2 separate regions of the Mus musculus genome follow, and region 2 is linked to region 1. Evidence: chromatin loops called from intact Hi-C (ENCODE). Cell type or tissue: left cerebral cortex. All regions are shown on one strand. Each heading gives the region's core, and the rest is flanking DNA. Links, peaks and the distances in the headings are about the cores only.

The links. Hi-C counts contacts between places; a loop is a spot of excess contacts. Peaks named below come from ENCODE experiments on the same cell type or tissue, not always from the same donor. Only the 100,000 strongest peaks of a DNase experiment are listed, where the experiment ranks them.
Region 2: it touches region 1 in a loop (2.1-fold over the local background); 17 of 42 quality-filtered maps call a loop at or near these places.

The regions. Positions count from the first base shown.
Region 1 is chr6:31,207,639-31,213,016 of GRCm38, forward strand. All of the region lies in intron 1 of Lncpint (long non-protein coding RNA, Trp53 induced transcript), which reads right to left. Among named protein-coding and RNA genes, the nearest start is that of Lncpint, 8.1 kb to the right of the region's middle. In left cerebral cortex, for the core only: CTCF peaks have their summits at 1,107 (motif pointing right) and 2,913 (motif pointing left); a DNase peak (open chromatin) is centred at 4,630; H3K4me3 peaks cover 375 bases; H3K27ac peaks cover 640 bases.
Region 2 is chr6:31,388,862-31,394,239 of GRCm38, forward strand. The region is part of intron 2 of Mkln1os (muskelin 1, intracellular mediator containing kelch motifs, opposite strand); the gene reads right to left. Among named protein-coding and RNA genes, the nearest start is that of Mkln1os, 7.2 kb to the right of the region's middle. In left cerebral cortex, for the core only: a CTCF peak has its summit at 2,081 (motif pointing left); DNase peaks (open chromatin) are centred at 1,017 and 1,981; H3K27ac peaks cover 716 bases.

The DNA of each region.
Region 1 (5,378 bases), core at 185-5,184:
TCTTCCAAATCCTGATAGGTGACCTTTCCTGGCTTTAGGATTCAACTTCAACTGACAGGACTTGGGACCCACCCAAACTCCAGGGGGAGGGAGAGGGCCAAAAAGATGCATTTTCAAGCAAGAAGTGGGAAAGATTATAGAGCCATAACAATTCTTTTGTCACAAAGCCTGTATGAATTAGTGGGAAAACTACAAAATTCAAAGGGCTAAATTCAGAACACGAATAACACTGTGACCAACACAACACGATTGAGTGTTCGAACCACAGCAGTAACTAAACTCGTGTAAGGGATTCTGGAGTCTCTCACCTGCAATCAAGACCCTGCCCTCTGTCAGGCCTGTGATAAGCAACACCCCTGTGAGGGTCTGTAACCCTACCACTGTAGGGATAAGTTCTATTTAGCACCTGAGGGCAGGGAAACCCTTTGTACACCCAAATTCTCACAAAGGAACAGAGAAGAGGAGCCAGCTTTTCCCAGGGCCCGGAAGCTACCAGGAGCAACTGTGAGTGCCAAGCAACTATACATCACTGTTAAAAGAACACTCAGAGCCGGCATGGTGGCGCAGGCCTTTAATCCCAGCACTTGGGAGGCAGAGGCAGGCGGATTTCTGAGTTTGAGGCCAGCCTGGTCTACAAAGTGAGTTCCAGGACAGCCAGGGCTACACAGAGAAACCCTGTCTCGAAAACAAAACAAAACATTCAGTGTTACACCTCAATGTTCCAAGTAAGATCAGCCGGAAAAAGGAAGTGTGGAGACGGTCTCATGTAGATCCACACAGAAGCATTGGCCAACCCCGCCCAATGAGAGAGGCTTCGACACAATTCTCACAGGTTGGAGTAAAAGGAACTGAAAGAAATTGAGTCAGATGCTCCCATATAGAAAAGGTCTTTATTAAAGACAAGATAAAACAAAGACTGTTTTAGCTTTTCAATGTTGTGACCCTTTAGTGACCTCATGTTGTGGTGAGCCCACCAACCATAAAATTATTTATTGTTACTTCTTTAAAAAGTTCAATTTTGCTGCTGTTTCTTTTTTTTAAAGATTTATTTATTTTATTATATGTAAGTACACTGTTGCTGTTTTCAGACACTCCGGAAGAGGGCGTCAGATCCCATCACAGATGGTTGTGATCCACCATGTGGTTGCTGGGATTTGAACTCAGGACCTTCGGAAAAACAGTCAGTGCTCGTAACTGCTGAGCCATCTCGCCAGTCCTGCTGCTATGAATGTATCTGTGTTGTCCGTTGGTCTTAGGTGACCCCTGGGAGAGGGCTGTTTAACAATCCCCAAGGTGGGCAGACCCACAAATTGAAAAACCAGTGCTCTAGAGGAAGGGGGGAAAGGGACGCTCAAGGAAGGGCCAGGAGAAGAACCCTACAACAGGCATGGCAACGGACATTCCAGGTCCCAGCATTCTCACGTCCGCTTATCCCAGAAATTAAACTTCTGTCACAAACTTAATTGACTCTGAGTTAGCTGTGTATAGCAAGCTGTTGTTTGTGCTCATAATTCTTACACTTAGGAGCCTAAGACAGAAGGAGGACTGCTGTAGGACTTAAGGGTGGCTTGGGCTACATAAGTGAGTTCCAGAGACTCCCTGGCTAAAGTGTGGGATCCTGGCTCAAATCAAAATAAAATCTAAAGATTCATATAAAGAACTGCATCTCCGTGCCCAGTGTCAAACACAAGAAAAAGCGACTGTAGATCTCAGTAGCACGTCTTTTCAACATGATAAACAAATTCATGCCTACAGCTCTATCTATGAAAGCCTAAAATCAGTCACGTGTGTGTGAAATCAGCTCTTAAGAGTCTAAGTTTCAGTATTTCCTAAGAGCAGTTACAAAATATACTATTTCAAGATAAACCTAAATCTCGTGCAGAGTGGAGCCAGTCTGGAGGCTGCAGACCGCTATGGCCCACACGAATTCATCAAACACACTCCGGAAGAAGCAACATGCCTAACTTCCAGAAATCTGATTTAAACGTGTTAGTGATTATCAAAGCCATCTAAAAGTATAAGCACTGACTCTGACAAAGCAGAACTATGAAAAAAGTCTGACATGAGCTAAATAACAGGACGTGGTGACAGTCACAGAAAACGAAAGCTCACAGCCATTATTTCCTCACAGAGAAGCCTGTGCTGCTATAATTAGTCCGGTTAATAAGTCTTTAAGTAAAGTGTTTAAAAATCTTGAAGGATCCCATCACTGCCACCGGTCCTTCCTCCCTGTAGATCCCATTTGGTTTCTCTCTCCGATGAGGCTGTACCGACTTCCAATGGAAACCACTTCCTTCCACTGAACTCTCCCTGCTTACCTCAGCTTATGTCAGACCCTGACTCACCTGGTCATCATTTGGAAGGTCTCCAGAGCTCCTGTCCTCTTAGAAGCCATATGAGAGCACCAGCATAGAGTCCCAAGTACACTGTGATGTCTGCTTTAAGACCGTTATCCCTGACTGACCCCTCGCTTCTGCCCACGGGCTGCTAGGAGCCACAGAACTGCTGCTGTGCCCACAGCCTGTTCATGACTGCGCTCCGGCTTCCTATGCATCCTGCACATACCACATCTCGTTCCTGAGCACATGCTCTTCCCTGCGTCCCCTGTTCTCGGAGGACTTCTGTGTCATTGCTATCACTGTCTTATACAGACCCAAAGCTATATAACCTCAACTAGAAATACACTCTGTGTGCTAGACCCACTGTTTTTCAGTGAGCCCCAGCACTGCACTGCCACTCGATCTTAAAAGGCAATTTGCTGGACAGGAGTTGACTCCGTGGTTAAGAGCACTGCCCATTCCTCCAAAGGATGGAGGTCCGATTTCCAGCACCCACGTGGTGGCTCACAATCATCTGTAACTCCAGTTGCAAGGCACACTCTGGCTTCTGACACCCTCTTCTGGCTTCCTCAGGAACTGTGTATACTGACAAACATGCAGGAAAAATACCCACACATGTTAAAAAAAGAAAAAAGAAAAAAAGGTGACTGGTTAGTATTTAATACATGGAAGTTTAATCAGCTGCTTACAATACTGACATTTAAAATCAGAAATATTTTTTAAAACATGATCTAAGTAGCCCCGGCTGTCCTGGAATTTGCTACTATGTAGACCAGGCTAGTCTCAAACTCACCTGCCTGTGCCTCCAAAGTGCTGGGATTTAAAGACATGGGCCACCAGACCTGGCTATTTTAATGTATCTTTACTAAGAATTCTCGGGCTACTCAGGAATATCTAATCTGAGTTTGAATAGACCCAAGGTTTTCTGAAAACGTGGAAATTTGTCAAAGAGTAATAATTACTACCATATGGCAATTTTAAAATGTCATGATGGAGAATTCAAGTAATGGTTGTGATATAATCAGGGTGTGAGGGTGTGTGTGTGTGTGTGTGTGTGTGTGTGTGTAAAATCTTCAAGGAGAAGAAAAAAAAACTACCTAATTCCATGTGTGGTCCTCTAAGCATCAGGACCAGCAATCCTGGGAATCAAGTATATATTAGTGTATTAGTGAGCCTACCCAATCCAAGGCCTTCCTAGTCAGATGGTCTGGGCAGCCAATCATGTGTGTTCTAACAAGCCCTCTGTGGTTTGGGAACCACGGGTCCAATGTAACCAACTCCACAAAGAACCGAAGCCAAACATTTCCTCATATTCAATTTTGTTTTTGAGACTGTCTCATGATGTAGGTTAGCCTTGAACTTGTGAGCCTCCTGCCAGCCAGAATGGTCATTGGAAACACACCCAGCCTCCTTAAATTCTTCGATGAACCTTGGTCATTTACTGTCAACAGTTCTCTGAAAGCCAAGGTTCTTTAACGCTGCACCTGAATCCATTTAGTTCTATGAGCTCTCATAGGCAAAATGCATCTTGATTCTGTTACCAATCTAACAGCATCACTAGATATGTAGACACAGGCAAATATAAAGTTATTTATGCTGAGTAATTTATATTGAAAACCTAAAAAAGCAGCCTACACATGACTGACCTCTGAACACATCAAGTATCAAAGGCTTCCTTTCATTTGTTTAGCTAGGTTCAATTCTGTTGCTCTCAGTAGTGTTTGGTTTTGTTTCTAAGGCAACAGCAGGAATTGCTGGAACACTTGGTTGACAGTTTGAGGAGCTCACACTTATTTATGTGTTATTATTTGTACCCCTCAAACAGATTCCGCCAGGCGTGGTGATGCACACCCTCGATCCCAACACTCCAGAGGCAAAGGCAGACCAGTCTGGTTTACACAGTGAGATCCACGGGGCTCACAGTCAGACCCTGTAGAGAGATTCACTCCAGAATTATTTTAAAATAGGCCACAAAAATAGGCAGAAATTCCTTAAGAAAAAGGTTGCCTGCCCCCGCCTCAGTTCACATTTCACATAGGAATAATCATGCCTTTTGATTTTGTTTCGAGGGACAGGTTTGTATTTCCTTGTGTTGCACTTATTTTATAGTAAAATTAGTTTTCACTGTGGGGCATAGTGAATGACAGGCCCTGACATCAGGAATTCTAGAAGCCATGGGAAAAAAAAAATGCAGGCTGAAACCTCAGGCACACATCACAGCATCAAGTGGGCCCATCTGCTACACAAGATGGAGAGTGGACTTCTGTACCATCTTCTGCAGACACTACCGCGTGCACGGCAGCTGCACTGTCATGCAGCCCCAGCAGACTGGCTCACATGTAAGGATGTCGGGATTTTCCACCTTCGAGCTCGTTTTAAATGTGTTTGGCATATCCTAGGCCTTCTTAATAAAAATATCCCCTAGTAGTTACTTACGTAAAAAAACACTTGCTTCTGCTTCTACCTTAAATATCCACTTGGAGAAGTTTCCAAGGTTCTAGCACAAGACTGAGGCTTAGAGATTATAAAATGAAGGGTTCATTCCCACTCTTATGCTGAAATTGTTTTCTCAATGTCATGCCAGGATGGTATTTTCACTCTTCTTTTCAGAATTATTAACATATACTTATTTATATATTTTTTTTCATGAGCCAAATAACCAAAGCTCTTCAATGCATGGAATTTTACTTTCTTCACCACACAATCAGAATAAATCCTCGCTTTTCTCCGTGTGCATACAGTCTCCTCCTAACCTGTACACCCCATCTCATGACTTCACTTTTACTCTGTCATCAAACAAGGGTAAGGGCTACGGGAAAGAAATCAAGGTCACGCTTGACCAGAATGCCTTGGAACAACCGTGGCGTCAAGAATGACGTGAGAACTGTGTCCTCTGTCTTTTCTTCTGCTCTTCAACCTGCACTCTGGGCCTGAAATGATGTGATGGGCTTACTCAATAAATATCTGAGCGCTTCTGATGCGAAGCACTGTGCTAAGCACCGGAGACGTATCCGTCAGCAAGATACATCCTGCCTGTCT
Region 2 (5,378 bases), core at 197-5,196, 180 kb after region 1:
CAGGAAATGTGATTCCTCTCCCTCTCCCTCTCCCTCCCCCTCCCCCTCCGGCTCCCTTCCTCCCTCTCCCTCTCCCTCTCCCTCCCTCCCTCTTCCCTCTCTCTCCCTCCCCCTCCCCCTCTCCCACCCCCCCAGTGTGTGTGTGTGTGTGTGTGTGTGTGTGTGTGTGTGTCTATGCGCGCATGCCACTGTCTGGGACGTTCTGGATATCCCTGTGTCCCCTCACTCTCTGACTTGCCCTCTGGGTTCTCCTCTCTAATGTGAAGTTGTCCAGAATTATTTTTTTATTACCAACTTTCCTATCACAGTCATTCCCCAGTTTACTGTTTTGATATCTGTAGATATAGATGTGTGTATGCATATATGTGCACACATGTATGCATGTATGTATTCCCCACTGACACCGATACTAGCTTTCTGGAGCCACGGCTCCTAATCTGGAAGAGATTTCAATATGGTGCCTTTTGTATGAACAAGGAAGGGTTGTCTTGACTGATTCATGGGTGCCAATTCCTATGGAACTATAGGATTATTGTGCTATCTAGATGATTCTGCTCTGGTCTATTGATACCCATCATTAGAAATATGACATTTGAAACAAGATTACATCCATCACCAACATCACTACTACTACCACATATAGTTTTATACCAACCACTTCTGAACAGACATAAGCCAGGCGTATCCTCTGTACCTGGTACATGGGAGAGGAAGGGTAATTGCTTACTTCAGTGAATAGATGGAAGTTTAACAAAGCAAGGGAAGTAGAGCCAACTAGATGAAAGGGGGAAATTAGGGAAACTAGTTATGCCTAGAGTTTCACAGAACCCAGGCTATGGCAGGGATCGAGGGCACAGGAAGAGTGTAGCTTCAAAGCTCCTTGACCTTGGCCATGACAACCCAGATGGATGGAACACTCTTCTGCTGAGCCAGTTTCCCGCCCCCACCCCCAAGGCCTTTTGGTTCCAAACATACTAAGAATCAGTGTTAATTGCTCTTTTGAAATATCGTTTTGTCCGCTCCATTCGGATGTGGCAATTTGCAAAGCAATCTCCAGCAGTTGACAGTTCGTCCATAGCTGTGTGGTATCCAGACATTTCCTGGGACTTCTGCCCACCTCCTATGCAGCTGGCAGTGTCTGCCAAACCAGGATATGTGCTCAGCTGGGATTAACTTGGAACCAAGTGGCGCTTTGTTGTGTCTAAGATTTGTTTAAATTCTGCAAAGGTGAAGGGCAGTCCTACTTAATCCAAATAATAAAAGCGAAATTTAAAAATTAGGACTGAGGATCATAGCTCAGCTGGGTAAAGTGCTCATCATTTGCACCAGCAGGAGGACCTGAGTTCAACCTCCAGGAGCGAATGTGAAAAAGACAGGAGTGGTAGTGCACATGTAATAATCCCAGCACTGGGAGGGTGGGTTGCTGCTGGCCAGGCAGCCTAACCTCCTTGGTGGGCCCCAGGTCGGTGAGAGCACAAGTCCCAAAAAGGCAAAGTGGAAGACACTTGAGCTGACCTCTGGCTTACTCATGCGCACATGTGTCCATGCCCGCCCTCTCCAAATTAAACATTAGCAGGTGCGTGAAGACTGCCTGAGTCCACACTGGGCTGATAAGAATTGTCGCTCTGACAGGTTCAAGGACAAGGTCAGCAGGCTGGTGGCTGGGAGCCCAGGTCAAGAATCTGTATTCTTTGTATGATGCCCTCTAGATTTATGCTTGTGGGAACTGGGAGAGTAAAGTTACTGGCTGTTTCCTTTTGAAGCTCCTTCCTTTTGGCCAGAGAGATTCTCAGCTCCTTCACACTTGGCTTCAAGGTCGTAGCCTAGACCAAAATGTTTACAGAAAAAGCTAGGCACTTATGAAGAGGACTCTCTGCCAGCTCCTACACTCCCAGTGCCTGGCTCCAAACAAGCTCAGCAAACCAAGGAAGGGATAAAGTGGCCTCTGGAACCAAGAATTTTTAGGTTTGATTGCCAAAGGGAAAGCAGATGCATTCTGCCCTACTTCCCCGACCGCTGACACAGATGCTGCTGCTGCTGCCATCTCCTGGGAGAAGACAGGCCTGGCCTAAACTTCACACCTGATGCCTATGTCTAGGTTCACCCCTGACTCAGCTTAAGGCCCTGCTGGGCAAAGGCTGAAATACGTTTGCCTTAAGAAACAAACAACCCCAAACTACCTACTTAATCAACAACAACAAAAAATATTACACTTGTCCTTTTTGCATTTCTTTTGTTCTTTTTGGACAGCATTTTGCTTAAAGAAATGAATTCAGGGCTAGGGAGTACAGCCACCATAGAAAGGGCTTGTCTAGTATGCTCAAGGTCCAGAACTCCACTCCCCAAATTGGAAAAAGCAGGCTTCATAACTGTCAGTTTCCGGACTATCAGAGGCTCCTCCTCTTAGCTCTCTGAACCCCGAGCCCGATGGTAATGGCGAGGATGCATACACACTGGCTTTTAAAGGAGAGAATACATACAAGCTTACTGATCCTCGATGTCCAAGCATCTCAGTTTACTTGCCAGGCGATTCTGAGAGTTGAGATAGCAACGGGAGCTCCAAGTATTCAAGACATGGTCAATGGGAACACGATCATGCTTCCAATCTCCCTGGGGGGATTTTCTTTAGTATCTTAGTTTCTTTTCCTGCTGCTGTGATTTTTAAAAAGGCAAACTAGTAAAACAAACAAACTCAAAACTAACAAAAGCAAGTCAGAGGAGAAAGGGTTTAGCTCAGCTCATACTTCAAGGGTACAATCTACCCCGGCAGAGAAGCTGGCAGTTGGCCACACTAGACCCAGAGTCAGAAAGCAGAGAAAGATGAGTGCTCATCTAAAGTACTCAGCTCACTTTATAATTTTATTTAATTCAGAGTTTCTACCCATGGAATAGTCTCCCTTATAGTTGAAAGGGTCTTCTGCAGCTGGTGAGATAGCTCAGTGGTTAAGAATAGTTATTTTTCTTGCAGAGGACCCAGTTCAGTTTCCGGAATCCACATAGTGGCTCATAATCATCTAGGAATCTAGTTCCAGAGTGCCCAATCCCTTGTCTTCATAGGCTCAGGATCATCTTCTAAAGCAAAGTGCATGCATTCCAACATTGACAGTCCCTAGAGCCCAACGGTTCTCAGCCTTCCTAATGCAGCCATCCTTTAATACAGTTCCTCATATAGTGGGGACCCCCATCCAGAAAATTATTTTTGTTGCTACTTCATAACTAATTTCACTGCTGTTATTAATTATTATGTAAATATTTGATATGAAGGGTATCTGATATGCAAACCCTGTGAAAGGGTCCTTCAACCCCCAAAAAGGCCGCCAATAACAACTACAAAGTCTCTTAACTGTGAGTTCCTACAAAATAAGCAAGCTATATACTTCCAACATAAAATGGCCAAGAGTAAATATTCCTATTCCAAAAGGAAAGAATGGGGGCACAGAAAGGAGTGACTGGGTCAAAGCAAGACCAAAATCCAGTAGGGCAAACACCAAATCCTACAGCATTGTGTCTTGCATCAGAGGCTTGTAATACAATCATCTGGGTTCTAAATGGGCTGGATGGCTCCACTCCTCCAGCTCTGCTGCCTGTAACACACATAGCCTCTCTCTTAGGCTGGCACCATTCATCCTGTCAGCTCTCATTGGCAGACATCCCATGGTCCTAGTTATCTCTAGTGCCCCCAGGTCACCTATATAGCCATGTGCACTGGCTTTCCCGGGCCTCCTGGTAGGGACCCTGACTCCCGCACATGCTACCTGGCCTCAGTGGCTCTGCAGTATCAGTGCAGATCAGGACTCCATGACTGCTTCTAAGTTTTCATTTTTAGTGGTTCCAAACCATGCAGATGCTGCTGCCAAATTCTGCTGCCAGTTCATGATATAGTCCAGCCCCCCCGTACCACAGACATGGCAACATCTGTATGCCTTCTGGGCCAGCTTTGGTGAAATAGTTCCTTAGGTGGTTGTGTTAGACCTTCATGAGTTGGAGCCTCTGAGGGTCTTGTTCTCAGGGACCCTTTCTCCGTTATCCCAGTGCAGGGCGGGAGGCTCCTCCTCTGGGCTGCCGTTTTACTTAATGGTTACACTGTTTCCTCATTACTGCCCCGGATGCTCTCCTAACTTGAACTTTCCTCTGATAAACAAGTTAATTTATTAACTTTAAGTTCAACTTCATACAGGTTCTTAGTTTACAGTCAAAATGAAGCCAGATTCTTAGCCAAAATATCACATGAGTGGTCCCTGGCCCAGTTCCTGGTAGAGTCTTTGGTTCTCTCTGATAACTCATGAGCTGGGCCTCCACTGTCTGTGTTTTTTCAGCACTCTTGTATTCTAAGGGCCCGGTTTCCAGCCTTCCAGGGCTCTTTTTAGTCCTAAGTGCCAAACTCTTCCACATCCCACCATTTCCAAAGGCCTAGGAGCCATGTGGTCAGGTTTATCCAGCAATGACCCCACTCTTGGCACCACTTTTCTACCTCACATTCTCTTCCTGTTGGTATAAAACACCCTGACAAAAGCAACGTAGGGGAGAAGGGTTTGTTCTAGCTCACAGTTCGTAGGGACCTAAGACGGCCTGAGCTTGAGGTCACACTGCACCCACAGTCAGGAAGCAGAGAACAATGGATGCTAGGACTCTGCCTGCTTTATTCAGAGTATGCACTTCAGAACCCCCACCTAGGGAACAGTCTCCCCACATCCATCAACACAATGGAAATAATTCTCCACAGACAGTCTCAGAACGTGGCCTTCATCTGCATTATAACATACAGTGCACTGGGAAGCTTTCCTCCCAGGTGATTCTGGATTCTGCCAGGGTGACAATGCCAACCATCACACTGACCAAAATTTGAACTGACATCCTCTATGTCTTTAATTCTGTCTCGTCTTTAATTTTGTGGAAAACATAATTATAAATTGTCAAGAAGAAATTCAGAGGGAAGCAGGAGACATGTTTCTTGGTACTTAGCATAAGCCTATGATAGGGGATTTGAAGAATAGTCACATAAATATAGACATATATAACACACATTTCTCAGGAAAAGCCTAGGAAAAATCGGGGGTTTGGGTTCTAGGTGCACACCTGCAAATAGCTCAGTTGTATAAATGTCTTAGGTGCTTCCATCTGTTGTATACTACTGTAAAAGGACATTTTTCTTCTACATCAGAGTTTGCTTAGAAGACAGCAAGTTACAGCCGGGCATGGTGGCGCACACCTTTAATCCCAGCACTCGGGAGGCAGAGGCAGGCGGATTTCTGAGTTCGAGGCCAGCCTGGTCTACAGAGTGAGTTCCAGGACAGCCAGGGCTACACAGAGAAACCCTGTCTTGAAAAACCAAAAAAAAAAAAAAAAAAAAAAGAAGAAGAAGAAGACAGCTAGTTGGA